Linked DNA regions of Homo sapiens: region 1 is linked to region 2. A link is a contact called in ENCODE Hi-C or POLR2A ChIA-PET data. All regions are on one chromosome and are shown on one strand. The core of a region is the stretch at or near the end of the contact, and the rest is flanking DNA. Distances in the headings are between cores, read along the strand shown.

Region 1 (4,768 bases), core at 1,202-3,701, 120 kb after region 2:
TAGAAAGAAATTCACACCTTTGTCTGAAAATTTTTCAAGCATATTATACTTGAGATCTAGCACAGTTTTAAGACAGAGATTAATAGTGATGAAAATCCTGAAAATTATTATTTCAAAATTTCCACTGAAGAAGAAAAAAGTAATGCTTTCATCAGCAAATTACAAAAAAAGTCTTGATAATGCTTAGCATTTGTGGCTGTGCCCCACTGTCACTTTGTTTTAATTCATTCAACATATCAGCTCTAAAAGAGCCTAGAAAAAAGTTAGGAAGCTACAGAAAGAACTTCTTCCTTATACTTTCTTCTTGTTCAATAATTAACATAAACTCTCAGAAAATGTTTTGTATTTTTGTTGTTGCTGTTGTTTACTGCTGTCTGTTGACAGATCTGGGTTTACTTCTAGGGAATTTAATCCCTATGTTAAGAAAGAGGAACAAAAATGGGGAGGGGTAAGTATAAAGCTTGTAAATTGATTTTTTAAAGTAGCAAAAACAAAAAAGAGGCCATTGCATTCCTATTTAATGCAAAGATAGTTCAACATCTTTATTGCTGCTATCAATATCCTCAAATCAATGCCTGTGCCTCACATATTGGTTTTATATGACTGAGCAGCCACAATATTTGGGTTCTAACACAATGTTATTCTCTTTGGCATCTATAACCTTGCAAACATTCTGGTACTATATATATTTGATTTTGAGCACAGTTTCTTTTCGGTTTGTCATCAAGAACCAGCAGGTACTATTTTCTGATACAATTGTGAAATTGGTTATAAATTATTTGTCACAATAAGCTTAAGTGAACAGATACCTAACAAAAAATTTAGTAATCAAAATTAAATCTATTGTATACCAAAGCACATGAATAATGAAATAACAACAAGATATTTAACAATAAGAGCAGAGTAAGGACACAGACTCACAAAACTGTAAGGGCTCTCTGGAGATCATCTCATTACAAACCTTCATATCCCTCTCACAACTTTAATCAATTAAAACATGGAAAAATGGAAACTAGAATAGACACATGAATTGTGAAAGTCAGAGAAGTATGATCAATATCTGAGCCAAAAACTGAGATATTAGAAGAAGAAGAAATAAATAGTAGAAACAGCTAGTCAAGGTGTTAGGTAGTTTGACTCCAAATAATACAGGCTATAACAGTTGGATGGTAAGGTCAATGATACAAACGCACAAGTTCTGAGGCTGGTTCTGCTTTCAAAACTATTTTTAAGCCATATAAATAGAGGAAATGCTATACATTTGCACTAAAAACAGTAGCAAATATTTATAAAGTTAATTAGACAAAATGAGAAAATAAAATTGATTAAATCGAGAAAGGAGGAAAAAGATGAGCAACTGGCTACTGATATCCAAGAAACATTTATAAACTGATGTTCATAACTCAAGAAATGCCGGCACTACACATGTTATTGCACCACATAATGTGGAGAGAAAACTGTCAGGCTGAGAATTAATACTGTCTTAAAGAAACATTAGAGATGGAGTATATCCCAGTGACTCATTTGTAACACTGAACATTTCACACCTCCCATTCAAAATGGGGTCTATGGTGTGTAATGCTATAACAATGCAATTTGTCATTTCTCAAGCCTTCAAACATTTGTACTGTTAGCATTAAACATTGAAACACCTGACTCCCGTGACATCTTTTTGCATCACCCAACTGAGCTTAACTCCTCAAAACAATGGGGTACAACACTAAGGCTAGAAAATTGCAGCTGACTGAGGCAAAAAGTAATTGTAAAATCCTCCTACAATATTACACTAAATTTCTAGTAAAAATCAAATGTTTAAAAATATATATATTTGTCAAGCGAGGTAGGTACACCTCTCTCTTCCATGGAGTACAAAGACACACAGAGATGCATAACTTTACCTCTTTGTGTTTAGTCTAGAATGGAATGTTAACAACAGGTAAAGGGAGTAAGGAGAGGAGAGTTCTCTGTGAAATTTGTGAAAATCTCTAGATTAAAATTTTAAAGTGGCCCCAAAAGATTCAAAAAAATTAATTTCAAAGTGAGATGGAGCTCTATTATCTGCTCAAAATATTAGAGAAGAAATGAAGGTCTGTCAACAAGTGTTCAAAGAGGTGGGGAGTGCCGACCAACTCAGACAGAGAATATGCCCCTTCAGAAAGCTGTCGGGAGGGCTACATGTCTGGCTCTCAGCACTGATAGCTTGTGAAGAAAGTCTGGCTTAGGAACTAAACAAAAGGTAGCAATACAATGAAGTATGATGTCTCACTCTGATTATGAGAACAGAGGTCAAAAGGACAAAGAAAAAGAAAACAAACCCAATAAAAAAAAATTCTGAGCTTCTTTCTGGGCCTCAATGATAATAGCCTGTCTATGAAGTCAAGCTATAATCAGTCTTCTTAAGATTAGTCCCCAGGGGCTGAAATTGCTGCCAGGTCAAAAAGTGATGTCAGCATCCAAACTGAGGCCACAGCCCTTTTAGGAAAGAACCACCATGGCACCATGCCATGATTGTTATGCCTAATACAGCCTGTGATAAAAGTACATCCATAACATATATTTCAACAGCAAGAAGTGGTTTATTGACAAGTTCAGAGAATTTTTCTAAAGGGTTATTACCTGCTTGGCTCTCTTCCTTGCATCATCCAAAGATCTTCCTCTCTCTACCAACCGTTGAACCACTTTTTCCCATCGACTTTGTACACTGATAAGTAGATTCTTGATTAGAACAACATCTTGTTTCTGACTAAAATATTTTAGGTGGGTTCCAGTTTTGTCCAGCTCTATTATCTGCTCACGATGAGAATTTACTTCATTGGCAAAAACCTTTCCCAGAAAAAAAGGAAATAAGTAGAAACAAATGAAAATCAGATCAATCTTAAAAATGCTTCTGGTGTCATAAACCTGAAATTATTTTAAAGGACAAACGAAAGCTTTCGAAATACCAAATGCATGCTTTTGACTTTAAAAAGGCCTGCTGTCAGCCGGGTGCAGTGGCTCACGCCTGTGATCAGCACTTTTGGAGGCTGAGGTGGGTGGATCACTTGAGGTCAGGAGTTCAAGACTAGCCTGGCAAACATGCTGAAACCCCATCTCTACTAAAAATACAAAAATTAGCCAGGCATGCTGGTGGGCACCTATAATCCTAGCTACCTGTGGGGAGGCTGAGGCACAAGAATCGCTTGAACCGGGAGGCAGAGGTTGAAGTAAGCCAAGATCACACCACCACAGTCCTGGACGACAGAGGAGTGAGACTCAGTCTCAAAAAAAAAAAAAAAAGCCTGGTGTCTGAAAAGAGAATCCTATCTATTTGACTCACTACATACCTTGTGTTCGTCAATTTGAAATAAGACTGTGTCCAAGATGAGACTTGGCCGAGAAGCTACATTTAGGGTCTGTTCAGCCTGAGTAAGCCAGTTGATGAAGTCTTGGAGAGAATTGTGGAACTCCATTGCCAAGTTGAGAGCCTCTTCCAGTTTAGTCTGCAAGGACAGATTGTTTAGTATGTGATGTTTAAGGGCCTTGGTTATTTTGTTTGTTTCAGTTTAAATATTCTCTGGCAGATTCCTTTCCTATCCCCACTTTATTTATGCATATCTATTAATATATTAACTAAATATCTTATAAATGTAATGGGCCTCACTAAAATACTGGCAAACCAAAACCCTTTAAGCCTAGTAAGCAGCATCTCACTGTAACTAAAAAAAAATTAATATACGCTAAAGCATGTTTTTTGGAAATTAACCAAAGAACACAATTACTAAATATAATCTGTAAAAAGAAAAGTTGACATTCATACAATTAATTTGGGGACTCAAAATATTATGAAATACATACTTTATGCTCCATCAGTGATGGCATATAATCTTGTATTTCTTGCCTATTGTTTTTTTCATGCAATATTGAGATTTCTTAGATTGTCAGTTTTGCGGTTTTAAAAAAGTAACAAAGACATATTCATAATTTAATATACATTTTAATCCATTCTCATGAATTTTTAAATGTAAGTACTTAAAAGAATATACACAATCATCTCACTCTCTTGCTTTCCCTCTCTCCCTCACCCATATATATAGTCTTTTGTTTAATTAGATTAAAATAGAATTAATTATTTAATGACCCAGAATTTGAGTAGTTCTTAACATTTAAAAATATAACTAAGTAACATTTGATCTATATATTTATCTATTTTTGAATATATCCCACCCCTTTAAATATGTTCTCATGTTAAAACAGAATATTATTTTCAACTACCCCATGAAATCTCCAAATATATACAAAAAATGTTTAAACATAAATCATTGAAAGTTCTACTCCTGATAGCTCTACTCAGAAATAAGGCCAAGTCCAAGACATGAAACAACTAAAACACTGATTCTATTATATTAATCAAAGCACATACTTTCCTTTCATTGAGTTTGGTTTCCACCGATTCCCATTTTTCTTTCAAGTTATTTATGTCTTGGTCAATATTTGTCTCTGCAGATTTTGGGCATCTTGCAAGCATCTGCTGGCCTTTCTGCATCAGACTCTTATATGTTTCTTCTTTAGCTTCAAAGGCAGCACAGACTTCCTAAATTGAGATACCCTCAAGTTATATCACTTTAAGAAAGTAAAATTTAAGAGTTCTATTTTTCTAGGTCATCAGTCCCAAGCTCCTCATCATATATTCATCTCTGTTTGCTCTCTCAGGGCAACCTTGACGCATTTATACTTTTCACTACATTGAAACAACAATTAAACCTACAGTCATACCCTGTCTACTGGGAAA
Region 2 (4,667 bases), core at 1,381-3,880:
AAGCCAATGAATTCATCTTCTCTGGAACATTAACCTCTGAATTCCTTGTTATGTAAGTTAGTAAATATCCTCATTGTTTAAGCTAATTCATCTAGTTTTCTATTACTTGGAACTGAGACAATTTTTTGTTTTTTTGTATTTCTTTGTCACCCAGGCTGGAGTGCAGTGGAGGAATCACAGCTCACTGCAGCCTCGAACTCCTGAGCACAAGAGATCCTCCCGCCTCAGCCTCACGGGTAGCTGGGACTACAGGCATACGCCTCTGTGCCCAGCTATTTTTTAATTTTTTGTAGAGATGGAGTTTCCTTATGTTGCCCAGGTTGGTCTTGAATTCCTGGACTAAAGTGATCTGCCCACCTTGGCCTCCCAAAGTGCTGGAGTAACAGGAATGAGCCACTGCACCTGGAAGAAACAATTCTTAAAGGTATATCATAAACACCCAAAAGCATTTGCGCACAATCATTTCAATTAAACTACTGTGAAAAAAAATTTTAACCTTTTCTAATTTGTGCTAATCTCAGCACTCTAACCAGAAATTATTCAACAAGCTGTCCTTTGACTCAACTAAGCAGGGGGGTATTTGCAGAATATTTGTAATTTTTTATTTCATAAATAATTCTAAACATTAAAATAAGTTATTCTAGGACAACCTAACCATTTTAAATTATTCTCTCATTTGTTGAGCTATAATTTTTATATACTAGACAAATATAAAATTTTAAATCTCTGCACCTATACACATCAAAAGTGTGTTCTTCAGAGATGTGGACAAATCAAAAAGAATTGAAATGACACTTCTTTCATAAGATAATTTTAGGTGGATGATTACACAGCTTCATGCATTGCAGAGGAAAAAATTCAATGTGAAATGGCTTGATTTGTCTACAGTTAGAAGAAAATCTCGGTTAAGAGCACAACAGTGGCTATCCAGGGCAGTGACCACTTTGTTATTTGATTAAAATTCCAGTTGGTCATGGTTGGAACCAGGTTCTTACTCCACAACCTCTTCTCCTCACCCCCCTTAAAATTCACTTACATTCCTTTTGTTTCAGAGTTATCTGCCATTGGCTGCCAGGGAAAGTTTGTTTATATTTCTTGGGAACGAAGCTTCAAGGTCACTTCCTATCATTAATTCTCTGTGAGCAAGTGTCGCTTGGGACATTTCCTGTTCCTATTCTCAGTGGTGCTGAGGAAGAGAAATTTTCAATGGTCTCTAATTTTTAATCTTCTACAGCAGTCTTCAAATATATGCTGGATGCTGGTATACCATTCATTTTATTTAACTGTGACTATTTCAGTAGAAAAATGTCCACATAATTTCTCCATTAAAAATGTAATATGCTCACTGCTGAGACTCTATCTGTAGAATGGGCAGCATGGTATTTTCTGCCATCTTTGGAAACAAGCTAGGTGGAGTACAGATTGCTTAGAAATCAATGCAAATAAATACTAAGTATGAATCCAGAGTATCTACTATTAGCTGAATATCGAGAACCAATTGTTTTGGTCATCTTTCCTAACTATAGCCAAAAGACAAAATTCAATTCAAAACACTTAAGTAAAAGTGTTATTTTAATCATTGGTGGCTTTTTAAAGATGGAAATACTAGTAAAAAGTGGAAGGACTTACCCTAGAAGATAATGAAGGCATACTATAAAGTTATAATAGTTCAAGCAGTCTGATAACAGGGTAAGAATAGCCATAAGTCAATTCAAAACAAAATGAATACTAGATAAACGCAGGACCCATCAAAAACCATCCTACATATCACACAGCAAAAGAAATCTAAGATGTGAGAGGGTGTTATGTAAAATTGTGTCCATGAAAGAATCAAAATATTGATAAAAAAAGTGTCTGATGTTGAGACCCAGAGGCTTTTCTGGACATAAAGGTAGAAAAAAAATAAAGAAAAAAAACTGATGTATGTGACTGCAAAAGAATGTAAATCTTCCCATCTTAAAAGAATCCTGAACAAGATAAGAAAGGAAACAATTGTGAAAACTTTTTTTATAAGATATGATAAAAGGAGTTAATGTGTTCAACAGAGAGAGATCTTTTAAATCAATTAGAATTAATTCAATGTCTCCATCATAGAAATATGGGCAAAGGATGTAAATAGCCAATTCGCCAAAGAAGAATCACATAAATGGCCATAAATACGAAAAAATTGCTCAACCTCAATGATATTCAAACAGAAACTAATTAAAACAGCCACAGTAAATATTTATACAAAACCAATTGATATTCAGAGTGAATGTACAGCTATTAAAGGTAATCACACTCAGCTACTAAAACTTCTTTCATTTGAATTAAAAGCAAGGGAAATGCTCATGATATATTTTAATTGGAAAAGTATCATACAAAACAGTTTATGTTGAATGGTTGTAATTATTCAAAAATATATGCTTACGTGTAAACATAAGCTAGAAAAAGACTTGAGGCCATATAGGCGTTATCTCTAGGTGGTGAGATTTTAGGCTACTTTAAATTTCTTGTTATGCTTTTCTGTATTTGTCTTTTCCTTTATTAATCAAAAAAACAGAAAAGGTCAACGGCCCACATGGAGTCTGATCTCCAGGTCCTCGCCTACATTCACGTTCCCAGCAGTGGCCGCTTGAGGACACTAGGCTCCTGGATTGCCTGATTCAGATCCCGATCTGGAAAAACCTGTCTCTGTTCCCGGCCTTCCTCAGAGTTCAGCTTCCACCGGCATCACGTCCCTCTCTGAGCACACACCGTGAGAATTAATCAGAGCCTCTCTGTAAAATGTGAGATTTGTCAAATATATGAAAAGCTAAGCAATAAAATTTGACACACCAGCTAAATACAGGTGGTGTTAACATGCAGTTTAAAATAACTGCGGTCCCTCTGTGAGGGCACTGCACATGATTAACACAGAACTCTATCCTATAGCTGGTGTTATTCCTGCATTTTTCAAATGCTTTTACTTGGACCTTTTCAAAATAAACCGTACAATTGGGCTTTATGTGCTTATATGGCAAAGCTGCTCCCTATGATACCATCACAAGGCGAAAGCATAAAATCTAGTTAAGAGTTCTTGCCAAAACATGAATCAGTTGTAGCATAATATTCTGAACTCTGGTCTTCTTTTTTTCCATTCTCTAATATTTCTTCACATCACAGCCCAAACAATTGCTCATAATTAAACTGAGTGCAGGAACAGGCCCTGGCAGGAAATGTACTTGGCAAAGATCCAATAGCTCTTCATTGTCCTCCACACAGAACAATTACATCAGTTCCTTCCATTCCCAGAAAAAGAATGGATTTTGCAGAGCAACAGATGAAAATAAAAGGAAGGAGGCAGCTTATTTACATATTTCTAATCAGGTTAATATATAATCTTTTTATGGAAAAAGGAAATGCCTTGAAGAATTGAATGATCATCTTAAAAACCTGCTTTCCCTTCCTCTAGGATCTGCACCACATGCTGACCACAACTTCTGCTCACCAGTTACTCATGTCTGCTGAAAACCCTCCAGGTTCAAAGGGAAATTCAGCCAATAAGTGTGATATATTCCAGAGTCTGGAAGCTTCAAGAGAAGTTAAATGCCATCAAGTTGCTGTTTGAAAAGTTAAAAATGTATCGTCACTCAGTTCTTCAGCATCTGCTATTTATTCAGTAGATTCACTGAAAATCCTAATGCAGAAAGAGGATTTAGGGACTACATTTGTACACTGGGATAGGGTAAGATAAGAGACATCTTATGAGTTGTTTGGCTTCAGCTCATCTAAATGACAAGGAATCACAGCCCAATCTGCTGCATTCTGATGACCAATGCTTTATCAGCTTAAGGGCATGCCAGGAGAGTCAGGTGCCCAGCCCCACCTCAGGGGCAACCAAGGTGAAGAGATATCGGCCTTCAACCCAAGTTCCCCCCATTCACGTGGACCATCCCAGGCCTTTCCTCTTCTGCCTGTTCACCAGCTCCTGGGTAGACTGGAACTTCTCAGGGTTCCCCAGGAAAGGGCAGTTTGAGTAGAGGGGCCCATCCTCATAAATCCAAGAAGTGCCAGAGACATGCAGAATCTGCAGTTCAGCCTCTCATTGACATCAGATGAAAGAACACTATATCCACAGGAGTGTCTGAGCCATTCAGGAGAAGTGGGTACCATTTTGGGTGCCAAGAAGACCTTAGACTTTCCATTCATATGTTATTTGAATTCCTTGACCTTTCATCTATTTCTCCTGGGCTAAACCCCTAAAGGCCTCAGCTCCCTGGGCCATCAGAGAAGTGAAGATGATCGGACAAGCAGAAAGGAGTTTCCAGAATCCACACCCAAGTCCCTGCTCCACAGAGCTGGGCTGAGTCCCCTTGTGACTGGGTTGGACCCAAGAAACAGGGAGGCCAGAGGTGCTTAGCAAAGTGAAGGGGGACAAGGCAACAAGTATTGTGCCCCAGAAAATGAGGGGACAGCTCCAAGATGTTTATTCCCCCAGAGAATAAATCCTTGAGGTGTGTCCTACACCAGAACACTAATTCAACAGGGCCAGAGATATGCCAACTCCTGGAGAGGAAGGAGCCGGCTTCTAATCAAATGTTTACAAATGGATTCCTGTACAAATCCACAAATCTTAGAGACAGTCAAAGCAGACACTTTGACCCTGCAACTGGACATAGAGCATGGATTTCATGCTCTCATTAGCT

What was found. A loop is a pair of places that touch in the nucleus more often than their neighbours do. ChIA-PET counts read pairs that join two places held with the same protein, here RNA polymerase II (POLR2A). Pooled maps may share reads with other maps.
Region 1: a map of endothelial cell of umbilical vein shows a loop between it and region 2 (6-fold over the local background). The contact joins two enhancer-like sites. A Hi-C loop is called at or near these places in 7 of 168 maps with a recorded cell type or tissue (Caco-2, HepG2, PC-3 and 4 more) and 2 of 50 pooled maps. POLR2A ChIA-PET finds 5 or more read pairs at or near these places in 2 of 52 experiments (AG04450 and OCI-LY7).

What each region holds. Positions count from the first base shown.
Region 1 is chr6:56,489,611-56,494,378 of GRCh38, forward strand. It overlaps DST (dystonin), which reads right to left. Exons shown (of 104, transcript NM_001374736.1): 83 at 4,400-4,570; 84 at 3,324-3,479; 85 at 2,617-2,823. Among named protein-coding and RNA genes, the nearest start is that of COL21A1, 240 kb to the left of the region's middle. Within about 2 kb of position 2,452, at least 5 of the 41 ENCODE cell types and tissues checked have a DNase peak (open chromatin) inside an H3K27ac peak, as active enhancers do; they include endothelial cell of umbilical vein, where a contact is called at or near this core.
Region 2 is chr6:56,367,606-56,372,272 of GRCh38, forward strand. It overlaps a transcript of COL21A1 not described here. Among named protein-coding and RNA genes, the nearest start is that of COL21A1, 120 kb to the left of the region's middle. Within about 2 kb of position 2,631, at least 28 of the 41 ENCODE cell types and tissues checked have a DNase peak (open chromatin) inside an H3K27ac peak, as active enhancers do; they include endothelial cell of umbilical vein, where a contact is called at or near this core.